Linked DNA regions of Mus musculus: regions 2 and 3 are each linked to region 1. Evidence: chromatin loops called from intact Hi-C (ENCODE). Cell type or tissue: left cerebral cortex. All regions are shown on one strand. Links, peaks and the distances in the headings refer to the core of each region. The heading gives the core; the rest is flanking DNA.

Region 1 (5,607 bases), core at 146-5,145:
TGTTTTATACACAGATACTGATTACTGCTTCGTGCGTAATAAATATTTTCCGCAAGGTAAGGCATGTAACAGCCATAAAACAAACAAAACAAAAACCTGAAAATCAAAATAACCAACTCAGTAAGACAAAAATATACCAGAACATATGCATGTGCGCGCGCACACACACACACACACACACACACACACACACACACACACAGAGTCCATTTTGGGTTGGCCAACTATTCCTGGGTCTGTTCTGGAGTGTGGTTGATATGCCTAATGACACTCCATTGGAGAAAACTGGTTTACAGCTCCCAGAAGACATCAATTGCATATAGCTTCTTGGCGAGTGGTGGGACACTGTGCTCACTTGCCCTTTACAGTGCTGGCACTTTATCCAGTTTAAACTGCGCAGGTCTTTTGTGTGCTGTCACCCCTTTAATCCCAGCACTTGGGAGGCAGAGACAGGTGGATTTCTGAGTTTGAGGCCAGCCTGGTCTACACAGCAAGTTCCAGGACAGCCAGGACTACATAGTGAGAGCCTGTCTCACCCTCACCACACCGTCCCCCTCCGCCCTCCAAGGATCTAGAAAAGGAAGAATAAGTGAATCCATTACTGTAAGGTAGGGCTGGTTAACATATCACACACACATACACATGCACACACACACATACACAAATACAGATACACACACACATATACACAGACACACACACACACATAAACACACAATACACACATACATACACACACACATACACACACACACACACACAAACACACACACACACACACACACACACACACATATTCATCCCACCATTTCCGTGTCTAATGTCCAAACGTTCCTATGCTATTTTTCTCTGGGCTCTTTCCTATACCTCTTCACGACTCCTGCAGCCCCATTCACGTGGCTGTCAAATGCACAGCACTTGTGAGAACTGACTCAGACTCGATGGCTTTTACAGATCAACCTTTAGTATTTACAACTGATTGTTTCCTCTCCCAAAGGCGAAGGAAAAACCAGAACTCCTTCTTTTACTTTATTTCACATTTCTGTCCAACAAGCTTTAGAGATGTATATGTTCTATAAACGTAAGATAGAAACTGGGATAGGAACCAAGAACCCAAGTCTCTTTGCTTTAGTTTCTTTTCTACCGCAAAATTGCTAGTCTAACCTACTGCCTTCAATAGGAATGTTAGCACAATATATCTAAAATGCATTTATAAAAGTAAAAAGTATTACCTATTCTAATTATACACTTCATATTTTTCTTTCAATGAGACTCAAATTCTGATTTAATATAGCTAAATAAATCAGTTCTATGCACACCTGCTTCTCTCCACACAAAATATGCATGTACACAAAACACAGGCACCTGATTATGGGAAATCAGAAATTAGGCCCACATAATGGATTTTCTTTTAACCACCCACTCGACATTTATAGTCCACTTTAAGGGCTCCATGCCTAGAATTGGCAGCTCTAGGAACAGTGAGATCAGTTTGTCTACAGTTGTTCCCAACCTTTTTTGGCTCTGGTACACCTACACTTGCTTCCAAAAATATACCCCACAGTCTGGTGCTCAATGGAATGAAAATCTTCCCTGAGCTAATAGAATATAAAACAGGGGAGGGAACAGACATAGCTCTGTATTTCCGGGTACTCGTACAACACAGTGAGGCAAAGCAGCGGAAAGGACATGACTGGTGCAGCACTGGGAGAAAAGGGGTTTCCAGCTGCTCCCTCGACACACTGCTTTAGGAGAGACTTACATGTATCGATCTCCAGCCACCAGTTTGGTCTTCTCTGAGACAGAGGATATAGTTTTGAAGAGATGGCTAGCTCAAAAAAAGAAAAATGGTGTGGCCAGTAGTACCATTTGAGCATATGAAAACTAATGGGTTTATACAAGGTCAAAAAATCACGCTTTGGGCCCTACTTGGAATGTATTGTAACTGCCTGAGTTAACTAGCTATAGATAATGCCTAGAAGAAAACTGATTTTAAATCAGAAACAAAAATGCGATCGAGGGCATAACTCAGATAAATCGTTCAGTCTCAGTGAGCCGCCTTCAATATTGAGCCTATTCCAAGTTGTGCCCAGTAAGAGGCAAAGATCCTTTATTTCCCTGGGCACTCAGAATTGTTCATAATTTATACCATTGCTCTCAATAATTTTATTTCTTGGGAGTTGAATCTCAACAATTTATGTCATAATTCATGTAATTAACATGCATTTCTTAGAATGTTTTTACTAAATTTTGATAATGCTTATCGTAAAATTTCTTTGCTTTTGAGGGCAAACAGAAATCTTTGAAGTTAAATGATGTTACCTTCTTTATGAATATAAATATATCTTGTAGAAAATTTACTGCAGGGGAGTCCTGGTCAGGATATTAATAATAAGAATTTAGCAACCTCCATGATACTGCTTAGATCAGTGCAGCTTCAACCTTCCTAATGCTACAACCCTTTAATACAGTTCCTCATGTTGTGGTGACCCCAGCCATAACATTAGTGAGAACCACTGGCTTACATGAAACCGTCATCATCTCTTACAAAAAGGATGCTGGAGAGAGCCATGTGCTGCCCCACAGCATTCCTTCATGTAGTATACGCTCTAACCTGTCTACAATACATCCTATATTACCAGAAGATAAAATTTGGCTTTGTGGGGAGCTGGAGAGATGGCTCAGAGTTTAAGAGCACTGACTGCTTTTCCAGAAGACTCAGGTTCAATTTTGAGTGGCTCACAATAGTCTGTACCTCTAGTCCTGGAAGCGGGTAGGAGATGATCTCCCGCCCTCTTCTGGTCTCTGCAGGTACTGCATGTACATGTTGCCTAGATACATGCAGGCAAAAGATGAATACACATAAAAATTAAAAACCTGAATTTTGTAAAATAAATTCATATTTTTATTATTGTCATGCCATTAAGGTATATCAGACAAGACCAGTTTTAAACTGATCTCAATTTATGCCTTACTTAGATTTTTCCCTAGTTTCTAGAACAATTTAAAGAGCCATATCCCTTAATTCTTAAAAGGCACAGAAAATAAAGGTTTGTGGAATTGTAACAAAGGACAGCTAGGAAGTAAATGTAGCTTGCTGGCATCCCAAGTAAGTCAGTAGTATCAACTGTGTAAGAATTGTGTGCATAATTAGATTAAAATTTGAGGACATGGCGGCGGGGGGGGGGTGACTTTTACTTGGTGATAATGACCAAAATATGGAAATCTGGAAAGCCAGGCTGCAGAACAAGTACATGCTGGAAAGCCGGGGCCAGTGCTTCTCTGGGTGCCACCATCTGCTCCTTGCACCAGAGTTCTGGGCTCTTCTTCCAGTTAAACAGAAATTGAGAATGAGAATTCTTACTATTTCAGACATTAGAAAAAGGAGAAAAGAAATCAGTCAGGTACAGATACGGACTTTGAATCTGGATCTACAATCCCCACTTGACTTTCCTGAGACAAGGCGATGACAGCATGAGCTGGCTGACTGTGGAGAACAGAAAGGCTTTCTCCAAGAGATCACGAATGGAAGGCTAGTCCCCCCTCCTTTAGCAAGGAGCAGCTCCAGGAACTATTTGGAATTAATGTTAAAATAGATGCCAGAGGAAAAATTAAACTAAAGCCAAAGAGGTGCTAAGAACCAAAAAAAGAAGACTTGGCTGTCATCCGGCTCCTTTGAAAAGATACCACGAAACAGATTAGAAAATAGATAAAATAACCTAAAATAATACTATATTGAATAATATGAGCAGTACTCTTGAAAACTGAAAATCATGAAAAACAAGGAAAGTTTTAGAAGCTTCAAAAGCCAAGAGGAACCTGGGCAGACATCATGAGTAAATGTATGGCGGCCTGGTTGGGATCCTAGTACTGAAAGAAAAGGAACCCAAAGGAAAACTTAGCTGCTGTCTGAATAGACTGTGGAGTGCAGGTAACAACTGTGCGCCAGCATTGATTCCTTAACGGTCACAAGTGTACCATGCTCGTGTGAGATACTGAATGCAGAGAAAACTGTGCGGGGTATAGGAACGCTCTACGAGGTGCCCATGTTTAAATACCTTCACATTTTTTCTAGTAAGTAAAGTTTATTAGAAAATCCTATTTCTAGGTTATTTGAAATTATTCTATTAATGAAAAAAATCCCTAAACTGAGGGTCCAACTCAGAGGCCTAGATTAAGGGCAGTAAAAGACTTTAACCATGACATGACAACAGGTCAAGGAGTCCACATTCCTCAGGAAGCCAGCACAGATAGTTCCGAATCCAGACCTAAGATCCCTTCAGCGAATGTCAGCAGGGTCAATGATTACGAAGACAATAAAGCTGTCTGCTAAACTTTGCTCATCCCAAACAACTTGAGAGCCCTAAAGCACATTGCAGACAGTAATGCAATCTCTGTGTGCAGAAGTAGAGCTAATGATTTCCATGGTATCAAACAAGCTCAGGAAATAGGACCTTTATCAGCTGTCACTGGCCCAGGAAGTGGAGTGTGGGAGGAGGCGGAGGCGGAGAAGAACACAGGCAGCCCAAGCAGCCACCCAACTTATCCTGTGGTCTGACACTAGCCTTTACAAGAGTAAAGCAACAGACTCCATGACTCTTGCTCTTCTTGCCTAATGATTCTTTAAGAACAAAGTACCATGAATATAATATTTATTAGTAGTTTATAAACTCTGAAGGGTGATTTCTCAAGGGAAATCAGCGGGCCACAGTTACCTAGTAAAACAGATGTCAAGGTGACAATATGTTGATTCTAAACATCCATCCTTCCATTCAAATCACAAATATTTATTAAAGACACACGAAAGAAGTCAGTTCAGGAGAACGCTCTGAACTGATGGAAGAGTTTAGATGACAATTGGACCAATAACTAGAAAAGCGAATGAAGGTAAGAGAATTTCATTTAGAGAACATTCTTGCTTAACCTTGCGCTCCCTCTAGTGGTCTCTTGGTTAAAATGCAATGCTTATGTAACAGCTCAGTCAGTTAATGGTTGATAAGCTCAACTACACTACAAAGGCTTATCTAAGTTTGGGATGACACTAATCTCTTTTCCCTCTCTCCTCCTCTCCCCACCCCAGCCTCTCTCTTTCCTCCCCTCCCCACTATCTCTATGTTCTGATAATTTCATTCAGTCTGTTAAGAGATTATCATTGATTCAGCCAACACATATCGGAGCATACCTTGATAAGGTAGTAGCTAATCTTTGCAGTTTAATTTATTTTCTATTTTCTAAACATTGACAATCAATAATTTGATCGGTAATGACATAAGAACATACCCCAAGGACTAAAATCAGTATTTCTTACTTTTACTTTTCTGCCATCTCTTCAACATTCACACTCATTTGTCCTTATAAACATTTTTATTGAATATTTGCTATATGCTAGGTATGATTCTAGGCAGTGAAGCGACAGGTATAAACAGGGAGGCCCCACTGAGAATGTGGTATGCAAGGACCCAAAGGGACTGAGGTGGCTTTTGGGGGGGGGGCAAGGAAGAAATAGGAATGGCAAGGGCAAAGGCCTAGGGGTGAACACAAGGAGTCAGTGAAGGAAGAGAGTAATAGTTCACCAAGGGACGGGATACAGGAGTATTTGGTAGGGAC
Region 2 (5,607 bases), core at 317-5,316, 230 kb before region 1:
CCTTCACTCCAAGGTTGGAGTAGGCCAGAGAGTTCATCTCCTGGTTGGCATCCTAGAAGACAGAAAGGCATACCATAGTAGCCATCCTCCTGACTTTTCCTTTGGAATTCACGGGGATCTGGAATGCTCCTGAATGCTCTATATTTGGAGTTAGTGGGTAGGTGGTAGGAAGAGCCCTGGACAGTTAGGTTTCTTTTGCTATTGTGGTTCTGATTCCTAAGTTTAGACCTTAGCTGTAGCACTGGAGACCACATTACTGGAAGTGGGCCTCCCTCCCCTGCTACTCCATGTGCTCCCCTGTCTAAAAAGGGCACCCCGTTTTCTCTCTTCTCAGCCTCACTATAATCACTTTATCACAGTGGTCTTGTTCCAATTCTGCTTCTTTGACCCATTTCCTGCTGTCTCTTTCAACACCCCTAGTGAGTTTGATTCAACCACTTTTGAACAAGTTATTCTCATTTTCCCCAGACGAAGCCCTGCTGTATCTTCTCTGGTCAAGCAGTGCGGCTATAGGCCACACCTAGGAAGGCCAGGTGCGTGACCTCCTTCCCTAAAGTCCATCTTTCCATGCCTTAGTATCTCCATCTGTAAAATGATAAAACTCACCTCCTTCCCAGAGGTGGTGCCACCCTTGACATCAAGTGCAGGCCTCGACATAGTTGGCATTTCAGAGCCTGGGCAGAAGTCCGATAAATCGGTGGCAGTTGATGCCGCCAGCTGGGCCTGTTGGTCTGCAAGTAAAAGAGAAGAAATAATAAAGGTGAAGGGAGAACTAGAAAATTCCAAGTCGGGGTGAATCCATTCAGCTACACAAGGATGCTGATAGAGTTAAACTCAAAACAGAGAGCACCTGGGCCCAAGAGCAGAGACAGCTTTCACTCTGTCCTGGGCCAGGGGCATGTTCTATTCAGCCAGGGTCTAACAGTGACCCACAATGCCAAGAGAGGACACATGGACATTTCCTCATCCAGGTTATTTCAGAGTCCAGAGGTAGGGGTGACACTGTTTGTTTCTGGTTCTGAGAGCAGGCATGTTCCTGAGAAAGCAGTATACCATGGCAATGGACCACTAGCATCCAGGTCTTCAGTGGGACTGGGAAAAAATGAGAATTTAGAAGAAGGAAGATGTAGTAAGTCTCCAAAGCCCTGTCTTGGGCCATGCCTACAAAAAGACAGAAGATCAGGGTGTTCTGGAGACCCCAAGGCAGCAGGAACCCCATAGCATAACTGGGATAGCCCAGTTCCTCCATATCTCAAGCTTCTACAAGACAATTCTTAGATTGGGCTTTCCTAGGACAAGTGTCCCAGAACCCAGAACCAGGCCACACCCATGTGTGGCTGAGAGAAGAAAGGATTCTTCCTGGAGGGAAAATCCTCTGGGTTTTAGCAGGGAAGCAACAGCAGCAGTTTGGAGAGCATCATCTAGTAGTCCTATGCCACAGGCCTCTTCTAACCATTGGCCAAGTCGTCATACCTGAACTTACCCAGATGGCTACTAAAGCCATGGATGGATTCTCTTGCCCAAGTGCAAAAGAGATAAGGGAACGAGGGGGGGGGGCAAGATAAAACAAAACACCCTCCTCAAACTGGGAAAATTAAGGACCCCAACAGTCATTTCTCAAAGGGGCTAGAATTTGCTAGGACTCTACCCTCCTTCTTACTCCCAGTGGTCATTAAGAATGTGCTGGCTTCTAAAGTTACCATTATCCCCCTATTTTCCCCCTTTTGATATCAGCCTACTGGGGGGAAAAGGATGGAAGCAAAAGAGAAAACACGGGGGTGGGGTGGGGGTGGGGGTAAGGGAGAGGCACTTGCTGGGTTCCGCACCACTGCTTGACTGAAGAGGCAACCCTAGGATATTTCAGCCATCTATCTCAAGACAAGGGCGCCTAAGGTGCACCGTCGTCAGGAGGGCCAGCACTGCCCTGCCACTATTTCAAGTTCCTCATCGCTTCATCTTCCTATCCATCTTCTTTCTCCCGTGCGCTACTCGTACCCCAGTGTACTAAAAAAGGAAAAAAAAAAAAAACCCAAGAGCAACAAGAAGGGGCGGGGGAAATATGAGGAAAGTGCGTGTGTTCTGGTGTGGGCTCGCCGGGCAGGCTCTTGTAACATTTCCCTCGTGGCGCGCCAGCCCGCACCCCTCGGGAAGCTCCGGAGTCCGTCTAAGAGGCGATTGCATACCCCCCACCCCCACCCAACAACCCCAGTTTCTGTCTCCTACCCCACCCTTCCGTTCATTTGAGGGAAAAAACTTGGTTGACGGATGTCTGGGTCTGCTCCGAGCCACGAAGTGGTGACCGCGGAGCAGCGGCGAGGCTCCGCGGGGAAAAAAAAAAAAAAAAAAGCGGCGCAACAAGTGCGGACTCCGCGGCTCGCGTCTCCTGCCTCCCTCCCGCCGCCCGGCCTCGCCTGGCTACCCTCCGAGAAAGCCTTCGCCAACGCTGTTGGAGGGTGAGAAGAGGAAAGAGAAGGGGGGTGGGGTGGGAAGAGCGCGGCAGGTGGGGGGGGGTCATCTCGAACCTGTCCCGAGAGCAAAAGTTAAAATGGCACCAACCGGTATACTCCACCTCCATTGCTACTGAGAAATCTAAATGTCCAAACAGCACTGCGGCTTGGCTTGCACGCTCTCCAAGCAGCCCAGCTAGACTCGCCACCTTAAAACTAAAGGCCCCTTGTTTACGGACAGCTCGCCGGGGCCTCCTCGACGCGCCCGGAGAGAGCCACCGAGGCGGGCTTGGCCGAACGGAGCCCGGCACGCCAGGCGCGAGCACCAGTGCCGGAGGGCTCCAAGCGTCCTTTACCTCAGGTGCTCAGAAGCAGACAGGCGACGAAGCACGGGGTCTCCGCGTCAGCGCGACTTTGGGGACCCGCAGCGTCTCCGCGCGCGGGGGCGCACTTTGGCGCCAGCGGCAGTGGCTCGCGCGCCTCACAGACACTTCCGAGCGCCCTCGGAGCGTCCGCTGCTGCCGCTGCTCGCAGCTGGCTAGCAAAGATTCGAGGTGCCGAGGTGGGTGCGATAACTTAACCCAAGGTCACAACGTTAAAAGTGGCATGGTTCAGACTAGCTGTCCCGCCCCTGATCAGGCTCCCCGTGAGGCAGAGGCTGGGCGCCGCGCGGCCGCTTCCCCCGAGAGGGGCGTGTGCACGGGGGTCGTGCTGCGTGGGGAAAGCAAGTTGCCAGAATGTTCCAACTTGCAGCACGCAGCTTGGCTGAGTTCAGCCAGAAGCCCTTCTCGCTTCCAGCCCCCCAGGAAACAAGAGCTTTGTGCGGCCCCCGAGCGGCCTGATGCAGTCCTGGGTATTGGCAAAGTCGGGGAAGCAGAGCCGGAGAAAGCGCGGGCGCCGGAGTGGATGTGCTGCGGGTTTCTCCGGACAAGTGGGCTCCGCGTCCCGCGGGCCGGCCCGGGCTGCCGCCCCTCTGCCCGGCAGCTCCGGCAGCAAACAAGTCCCCCAGCCCCGCGGCCAGCTTGGCCGCCTCCGGTGCCCTCGGCCCCTGCTGCCCAGCCCAGCGTCCTGCCGGGCGGCCCGGCTTACCTCCGCGAAGCTGCTTGCCCGGGAGAGGAAAGCTCACAGGAGCTGAGGTACGGACGAAGCGACCTAGCCCCGAGCCCCCTTGGCACGCACACTGCCGCCGCCGCCGCTAGCCACTCGCTTCAGAGTCCCCAGCCGCACGGGCGGCCACGCGACCCCAGGGCGCCTGGGAAAAGCCTGCACCGCCGCGCCGCGCCGCGCCGCCGCACCGCACCGGGCAGCGCCGAGCTGCCCCGACCCGCGCTCTTGCCGGCCCGCAGCTCCGGCGCCCGGACTCCGGGGCGGTGGCGATCACAGCCACCACGCTTGGTTCTCGGCGCGGGGACCGGGCTCTTAAGCCCCCACTGCCTCCCGTAGAGCCCTGGCGCACAAGCACACAGCAGCAGGCTGGCCTCGGCTAGGAATCCCAGGAAGGACAGACCCCTTTCCCCCCTTTTTTCCCTCTCCCCCCAATTTTCACGTCTTTATAACCAGCTTAGAGCATTATTAGCACATGTCCTGGCTCGTGGGCGAGTTGGTGGCAAAATCTGAACTGGATACTTACGGAGGGCCCGAGTGGGTGCTGTGCCTTCCTCGCGTCTGGTCCTCTCTGCCAGGAGCAGCCCCGCGCCGATAGGTTGTGGGAGGAGCAGCCGGGCGGAGCTAGCTTCCTCACCGCAGCTCGGCAGCGCACTTCTGCAGCTGTGCCGCCGGGAACATTTTATAGCGGCGGGCTGGCGTGTGTGGCCCTTTAAAGGCGCTCGAGCTGGTGCAGTCACCGTGGATCTTGTGAAAGCAAAGGGCGGGCTAGGGAACAGAGTGCGTGCGTCCCCTCCTGTCCCTCAGCCCTGGGGGCACGACGCAGCTACTGGGGTGGGGCTGATGGTCTCTGATTATGGTCACTTCTCGCCCAGTGCTCTGGCCTATACTTGTTTTTCTAAAACTAGTGACAGCCCGAACCTGGGACGTGGGCTCTCCCCACCACCCTGCATGGACTTGCCCAATAAATTCCACTTAGTAATTTTACCGAGGCGAGGGAGAGCTGTTAGTGTCTGTTTTCTGACCTAAATCAAGTGGGTCGCCAGGACGGGCTTCAATGGATAGAGAGAAGAGCTGTTGGCTTAGGGAAAGGTCCAGAAGAGGGACTTGCACACGGGACGGTGTAGGCAAGGCACGGGTCTTAGTTTTCTGCAGGGCTTCCTCCGAGCCGGTTTGCTCTTTTTGAGCTATGTCTTCTCATCGTGGAATGGCCGAGGTTGGCGTGTCCCTTACCCCCTAAACTCCCTACATTTTGTGCAGGGGCACTTAGAGAGATCATATGGCAGCGGTGGCTTCCCTCAAGGCCCAAGGTTGGTTTCAAGGCTTTCTGTCCTGTGGTCATCCAGGGCAGAAGGAGGCTGGCAGGATGCGACGACGCTGGGAAATGCTGTTCTACCGGACCGTGGGGCTAGGTGCATGCATGCAACTCACATGGCTCACGGAAAAGCCAAGAACAGGCAGCGGGTTCGAAAAGATTGCCACTGAGTTCGCAGAGATTCCTCTTGCCACGATGCCAGGTTATTTTATTATGATTATATAATTATTCACATCTAGCAAGAATAACATCTTGCACGTAGAGCACGTCTCTTGTGTTGGTAAGGTGTCTTACAATCCTCACTGAAAGATATCTGGGGCTTCTCATTTCAAGGCATGTTCCCTGTGGGTAGAAACTCTCACCTCATTCACCCCTTGCAGGAAGGCCACCAGGATTACTGTCCTCTAATCAAGCCTCCCCCATTCCCACCCTACACCCCCCCCCCCACCGTCCACACACACACTCCTTCCATTCAACAATTCAGTTTATACTGTTTGGAAAACATTGTCGTTTGAAAAAGTACGATGTTAAGGAAAAGGGGGTGTGAGTGGGGGGAGGACTGTTACAGAGTCATTTCACTGTCTGTGTCTTGTGTCTTTTTAGTTGGCTTTGATGACCTGAAGATCTTTTTTCTTTCTGATTTTTTTTTTTTTTTAGGATCGCAAAGTGTCCTTAATTTGCTCTTCTAACAGAGTCGTGTTTGTTGATGAAATGACCGGCTTGCTGACAAAGAGGGGGCAC
Region 3 (5,607 bases), core at 317-5,316, 410 kb before region 1:
GAGGTTCTGAATGGTCGGGAGGAAGCTATTTTGTCCTTATGGCATTCACTACTTCCCATATTTCCCATAATGACTATACGTTAACTTCTCTCTTTGGAGGAAACCATGGTAAAAGGTAGCCGCAGGCTATAGGAACCCAATTCGACTGATCTTCAGGCAAGAAATGGAAGTGCTAAACAAAAAGGCCCCTTACCTCTTGCTGATGAATAGAGAGCTCACCGTTAACCAGTCTGAGGACTAGGTCTGTCTAGGACTCCTCTTCCTCAAGTTCCTTCTCTGGTCTTAAGTTCAAACTCTAGGGCTGGGTTCTCATCTTCAGACTCCAATGAGGAAGAGACACCATTTGCTGCTTTCTTCCTGCTGACCACGGACAACTTGGGCTCCACTTTGCCCAGCTGCTAGGCACCGTGCAGCAAGTTCAATGTCCAGGAACAACTTGGGCCAGCAGTGAACCAGGCTGCCATTTTGTGGCCAGAATGGACATAATACATGTGTACTTCCCACTGCAGCAGCAGTATTTTCCTGGACCCAAAAGTGAACAGCAGGTCTTTGACTAGGGGCACCTGAGTTGGTGCCCAAGAAGCCCCAGGAGTGTGCAGGAGGCAGTCGCCTCTTAAGCCACACTGGTTAACTGAAGTTCAACAACAGGCCTAGGAGAGGTTTGCCCCTCACGTGAGAACCATAGGGGTGTTGGCCAGCAATGCTGCAATGAGTCCAGTCTCTGCAGAGCCAGCCCTGTTTTCTCCTTTCAGTTCTAAGGACTCCTTAGAGTCAGAGGGGCTTAAAGAGTGGGCCAGCAGGGCTACCCCCACAACCTAGAGGACACAGTCTCCTCAGAGGCCTCTGGCTGGGACTGCAGTCTTAAAGCCTAGCCAGAAGAGGGCCCTGTTCCTAAAGCAAGATTCACTCCTTAGGATGTCAAACTGAACTATGGTGCTCCAGCCACCTCTGCCTCCTCCTCCCCCTAATGCCAGTCCTGTAGGCAACATGAAGGCCGAATTAGCCAAAGTCTGTGCAGAGGTCCTGAGGCAGGAGTCTGAGGGGAAGGTAAACCCCAGCACTCAAAGTGAGGTCTGTTTGCCCGCCATCCCCCCTCCCGCCCCCAAAGAGAGTAAACCTCAGTCAAGTTGTCCATTGCACTCATGGCTTTGCAGGTTCTCGCTGCTCTAGGTGTAGGTTCCCCTTTCAGGCCCTTCTGCTGGAAATATGGCGAGTACATATTTCTTGGTGTCATCCTGCTCGTTGTCTAGTAAGTGGCCTCAGAGCATTAAGAGTTTAGATCTAATGCCTTTAGATCATTGGTTGGGGCAGATCACTCAGGCATTGGGGTAAAGTCAGGATAACACTGTAGAACACAGGGCAAAGAAGCACAGGAGAGGCGAAGATTGGGGACAACTAGAGTTGGAGACAAAGGTGACCAGTGCCATTTACAAGAACAGGCCAAGAGACTTGCTTTGCAACTTTGTGCGAGGACTGAGCCGAGTACACAGCAAGAGGACTGTTGAGTCCTGACCTCTCCTTTCCTGGATGGCCCTGGTTGGGCACTTTTCACTCTTCTGGTTGTGGTTGCGAAACAATCTGGAATTCTGCAGGTCTTCTTTGGGGTCTTCCTCCAGTCTGGGGCTTTCGTACGGACTGGTCAGTAGATGGGGCACGTACAGCAGCAATAGCAGAGGCAAGGGAAGCAGGGGAAGGGTGTGTTCCCCGTGGCCAACTCACCCCCAGTGTTCACACTCGAATTCGACCTTGAGTAGCTCGGTGGCCCCCCTGCCTAGGAGTGAGGCAGAAGAGCACTGAGGGACATCTTCGCATTTGGCGTTGCCCCAAGCGACCTGCATGGCGCATCAGTGGTGGCGGGCTGTAGAAGGATGAATTGGTCCCGGGAAGGCCCTCCAGAAGTGGGACTCGATTCTGGCTCCTCTGTCTGCTAGAATGCATTACAGAAGGGGATACCCCCAGGTAATTTTCAGCATGGTAGCCTATGGCGGAGCTAATGGTCTGGGTTGACGTGTCAACAAGGACAGGTTCGTCCATCACCATGAGCTCTCCATGTAGGCCGTGGTGGTGGGCAGCAAGTGTGTGCACATGGGCGTGTATGTGCTCGTGCACATACACATGCTCGTGCTCTATCTCCTCCCTCTCTTGCTCCTGCTCTGGCTCCAGGACCCTAACGATAACTTCATCTTCTTCTTCATACTTATTCTCATCGCTATCCTCATTCTTCATCTCCTCCTCCTTGTCTTCCTCCTCCTCTTCCTCCTCCTCTTCCTCCTCGTCGTCGTCGTCTTCATCCTCCTCCTCAAATTCATAATCCTCATCCTCGTCCTCATCCTCCTCATCCTCCATCTCGTCTTCCTCTTTCCTCATCTCCTCCTCTTCCTCCCTCATCTCTTGTGGGAAAGCTGTCATGTGCTGCCTCTGATCCTTCAGATAAAGCCTGTACCCGCCTGCCTCTTCACCCTCACCCTCATTTTCACTGTAGAACTCCACACCTTCATTTTCATCCTCATTAGGAATTAGTGCAAAGGGGCAGCAGCTATTTTGAACTCCAGTGAGCGAGGCTGTCTTGGGGACACGCACTTTCCTTTCTATCTTGACACACTCAAGAATCAGCTCATCCAGGTCGGCCACTTCAGTTGACCATAAGAGTTCCTTTCGAAAAATTTCTGACAAGCCTTTGAGAAATTGGTTTTGGAGGCGACAGTCATCCCAAGACAAGAACTGGGCCAAGAACTGAAAAGCATCTGCATAGCTGCCCAGGGTACAGTTTCCCTGCTTGAGCTTGCGTATGGCCTTTTTAGCCACGCGTGAGGGGATGGGGCCACAGAATTCCTTACGGATTTCATCCAGGAAGCGCGGGAAGTTGGCATGCAAGGAGCTTCCTTCCTGAGTGACTGAGATAGCCCAGTCTCTCGCTTCCCCTGTGAAAAAGGAGATGAGAAATGCCACCCGTTCCGCGCCCCCAGGGAAGTGATCCTCGTGATCTGCTATGAAAGTCTCTAGCTGCATCAGAAATTCAGCCAGGTACACTGGGTCGCCTGAAAAGGGTTCTATGTCTGGCCGCTCCAGCGGTGGCAAAAGGAACTCAAAGGTTGGCTCCTTTAACATGGGGGAGTGCAGTTCCGGCTGGGACGGGCTGGGTGACAGAGGAGGGTCACTGGACCCGTCGGGGTTGGTATAGTCCTGGACCACATTAATCAAAAGATCATCTGAGACGTACTCGGGATCTGTGCGTGGAGGAGGCCAGCACAGGAAAGGCACCTCCTCCTCCTCCTCTTCCTCCTCCTCAGGAGTGGGATCAGTCTCATTGAGCAGGAACTCAAAGTTCTCCTCGGCAAGGACCGGTACTATGGGCATGGGCCAGCGGATGTAGCTCGAGACATTGCCCCGCAAGGAATTAACCTCGGCCAAGGCTCTTCCGAGCTGCAGGCCCAGCTGGACATTCTCTCCTCGAAGGGCATTTAACTCCTCTCGCAGGGCCACATTCGCCAAGCGGAGGCTATTGAGATTTCCCGCCGCTTCAGACATTGTGACAAGTTCCTGGGGCTTTGAGTGCTGGGCACTTGGGGGTAGGGAGTTATGGGGAGTGCAGGAGGAGGCAGAAATGAGGAGGTGGGCGTGGGAGGAGACCAACGTGCGGCGACAGGGCGACCCGGCGCAAGCGAGCCCGGGCCACACCCACAGGGGCTCGGTCCGGGACGCGTTACCTCGTGGCAGGGGTCGGAGAGAGAGCAGGCAGCAGCTCGGGACCTGGAGGCGGCAGGCGCAGGAGACAGACGAGACGCTGGCAGAGGTGACGCCAACAGAGGCAGGCAGAGTAGGAGGGAAGGGACTGCGGCAGGATCTGTCGAGGAAAAATCTTGCAGACAGCGATCCCTCTCGCCTTTTAAGCTCAGCTACGCGCGCCCCCCGCAGGGGCGGGCCTTCGGGAACCGAGGGAGCCCACTGGCTCCCGCGGCTGCGCTCTCACTCACTCTCTCCTTCCCTAGCTGCAGCTAACTCGGGTCGGGAAAATGCGACAGCGACTGCCCACTCGAGGTCGTCATGGCGACAGCCAGTGAACGTGTTCCTCTCCTCGGGCAGGCCCCCGAGTGTAGAGGAACTGCTTCGCGAGGCGCAGCTCAATCTCCAGAGCCTGTTGCAAGGTACTGCGAGGGTGGGGGGCTGCCTTAGAGGCAGCTGCGCAGCAGGAGGGAGGCAAAGAAGAAATGGGGAGCAGCAAAAGAAAAGAAAACAGTTCCAAACCATCTCTCTTTTCACCTTCCAGACTGATGATGCTAACATTCTGTTTCCAGTGCTGTTGCTCCCTTCCTCCCTCCCTTTTTGGTTCAGTAGTCCATAAAGGGAGAAAGGATACAGGCTGAGACAGGGTAGTGGTCAAGCAATTCACGGAGAAGGAAATGGGAGACTCCCTCAATGGGGACCCACATTCCTTCCAGCCCTCCTGTTATATAGCCCATGCCTTGGGATGCTGGCACCAGAAAACAAAGGGGTTTCTCCTTACCTGGACTTCACACACTCTGCTCTTGTAATAACCTCCCAACCACAATGAGCTCCTCCATATATCTCTCCAAGCTGAGGATGTAGCTTAGTGGTAGCATGTGCAAGGCCCAAGCTTCTATGTCCAGCACCACAAAAAAAAAAAAAAAGCCATCTCTTGTACCTTTGAGTTTCTCTTACTACTTGAGTTTTTCAGAGACACTGGACACAGGGCTGAATTCCCCCAGGAGGTGCCCAATGGATACGAAATGTACAAAATATCTTGTCAGTTCTTATATCTCCGTGCCAGCATATATTAATCCCAGTGCAGAACAGAAAACATCTGATGGGCCTCCCAAGGGGGATACAGTGGAAACCCCCAGCTCCCCGAAAAGGGCAGTAGTGACCTTAGAGAAGCAAGATGCTAAGAGATAATCATGAGCCCTGTGTCCAACAAGGAAGAGCTACCATGCAAGAGGGGGAGGGGAGTGAATGTGCTAGTTTAGCAAAGGTAGAATTAGGACCAGGAAGCAGAAACTCAGAGAGAGGCAGACCTCCACCTCCAGACAAAGAAAAACTTTTCCAACATGCCCAGGGGCCACAGTTCAAAGGGAAGAGTGCTCTTTGGGTATCTGCCCTGAGACTTAAGAGCACCTGGAAGGGCTTCTGAAGAGGGAATCGGAGCAGAGAGCGCAGACATTGCTGCAGAGAATCAGCCCTGAGAGCAGCCTCAGCACCAGATTCAGAGCACACAGAGCCTGGAATGTCCATTCTGACCTCTCACTTTCTGCATGTCATCTAAGCCATGGCTTTGGTCAGGCCCGTTCACATCTTACACATACTTCCGTCATCATGTGTCCATGAACTTGGCTGTCTTCTATGCCACCACCTTCGGTTTCCTGACTTTTAGCCTCCCTAGACCTGACCCCACCCACAGTGGAACCAGACCTAGAAAACATCAATCGTGAGTTCTTGCGGCCAGGTATGGCGGCACAAGCCTGTATGTAACTCCAGCACTCAAGAGACTGAGGCAGGAGGATCTTGAGTTCTGAAGCCAGCCTGGGCTACATGTAAAACTTTGTCTCAAAGAAAAACAAAGCAAACATAAGTTCTTGCAATCCAAGGCAG

The links. A loop is a pair of places that touch in the nucleus more often than their neighbours do. Peaks named below come from ENCODE experiments on the same cell type or tissue, not always from the same donor. Only the 100,000 strongest peaks of a DNase experiment are listed, where the experiment ranks them.
Region 2: a loop joins it to region 1, with 9 times the contacts of the local background. A loop is called at or near these places in 9 of 42 quality-filtered maps.
Region 3: a loop joins it to region 1, with 5 times the contacts of the local background. A loop is called at or near these places in 3 of 42 quality-filtered maps.

The regions. Positions count from the first base shown.
Region 1 is chrX:102,474,196-102,479,802 of GRCm38, forward strand. All of the region lies in intron 4 of Hdac8 (histone deacetylase 8), which reads right to left. It overlaps Gm32262 (a long non-coding RNA gene), which reads left to right. Exons shown (of 14, transcript XR_003953070.1): 10 at 1-5,607. Among named protein-coding and RNA genes, the nearest start is that of Hdac8, 28 kb to the right of the region's middle. In left cerebral cortex, for the core only: CTCF peaks have their summits at 2,810 (motif pointing left) and 4,940 (motif pointing left); DNase peaks (open chromatin) are centred at 982, 1,529, 2,789 and 4,940.
Region 2 is chrX:102,247,957-102,253,563 of GRCm38, forward strand. It overlaps Cited1 (Cbp/p300-interacting transactivator with Glu/Asp-rich carboxy-terminal domain 1), which reads right to left and starts at 4,225. Exons shown (of 3, transcript NM_001276466.1): 1 at 4,078-4,225; 2 at 607-731; 3 at 1-52. The coding sequence starts at 666. It overlaps Gm14858 (predicted gene 14858), which reads left to right and starts at 4,695. Exons shown (of 3, transcript NR_040285.1): 1 at 4,695-5,068; 2 at 5,524-5,607. In left cerebral cortex, for the core only: no CTCF peak of the experiment used is centred there; DNase peaks (open chromatin) are centred at 2,807, 3,256, 4,151 and 4,512; H3K4me3 peaks cover 2,539 bases.
Region 3 is chrX:102,067,335-102,072,941 of GRCm38, forward strand. It overlaps Nhsl2 (NHS-like 2), which reads left to right. Exons shown (of 8, transcript NM_001163610.1): 2 at 3,990-4,145. Rtl5 (retrotransposon Gag like 5) reads right to left here and starts at 3,973. Exons shown (of 2, transcript NM_001278534.1): 1 at 220-3,973. The coding sequence starts at 3,528. The coding sequence ends at 1,729. In left cerebral cortex, for the core only: a CTCF peak has its summit at 843 (motif pointing right); DNase peaks (open chromatin) are centred at 3,043 and 3,993; H3K4me3 peaks cover 1,789 bases; H3K27ac peaks cover 1,298 bases.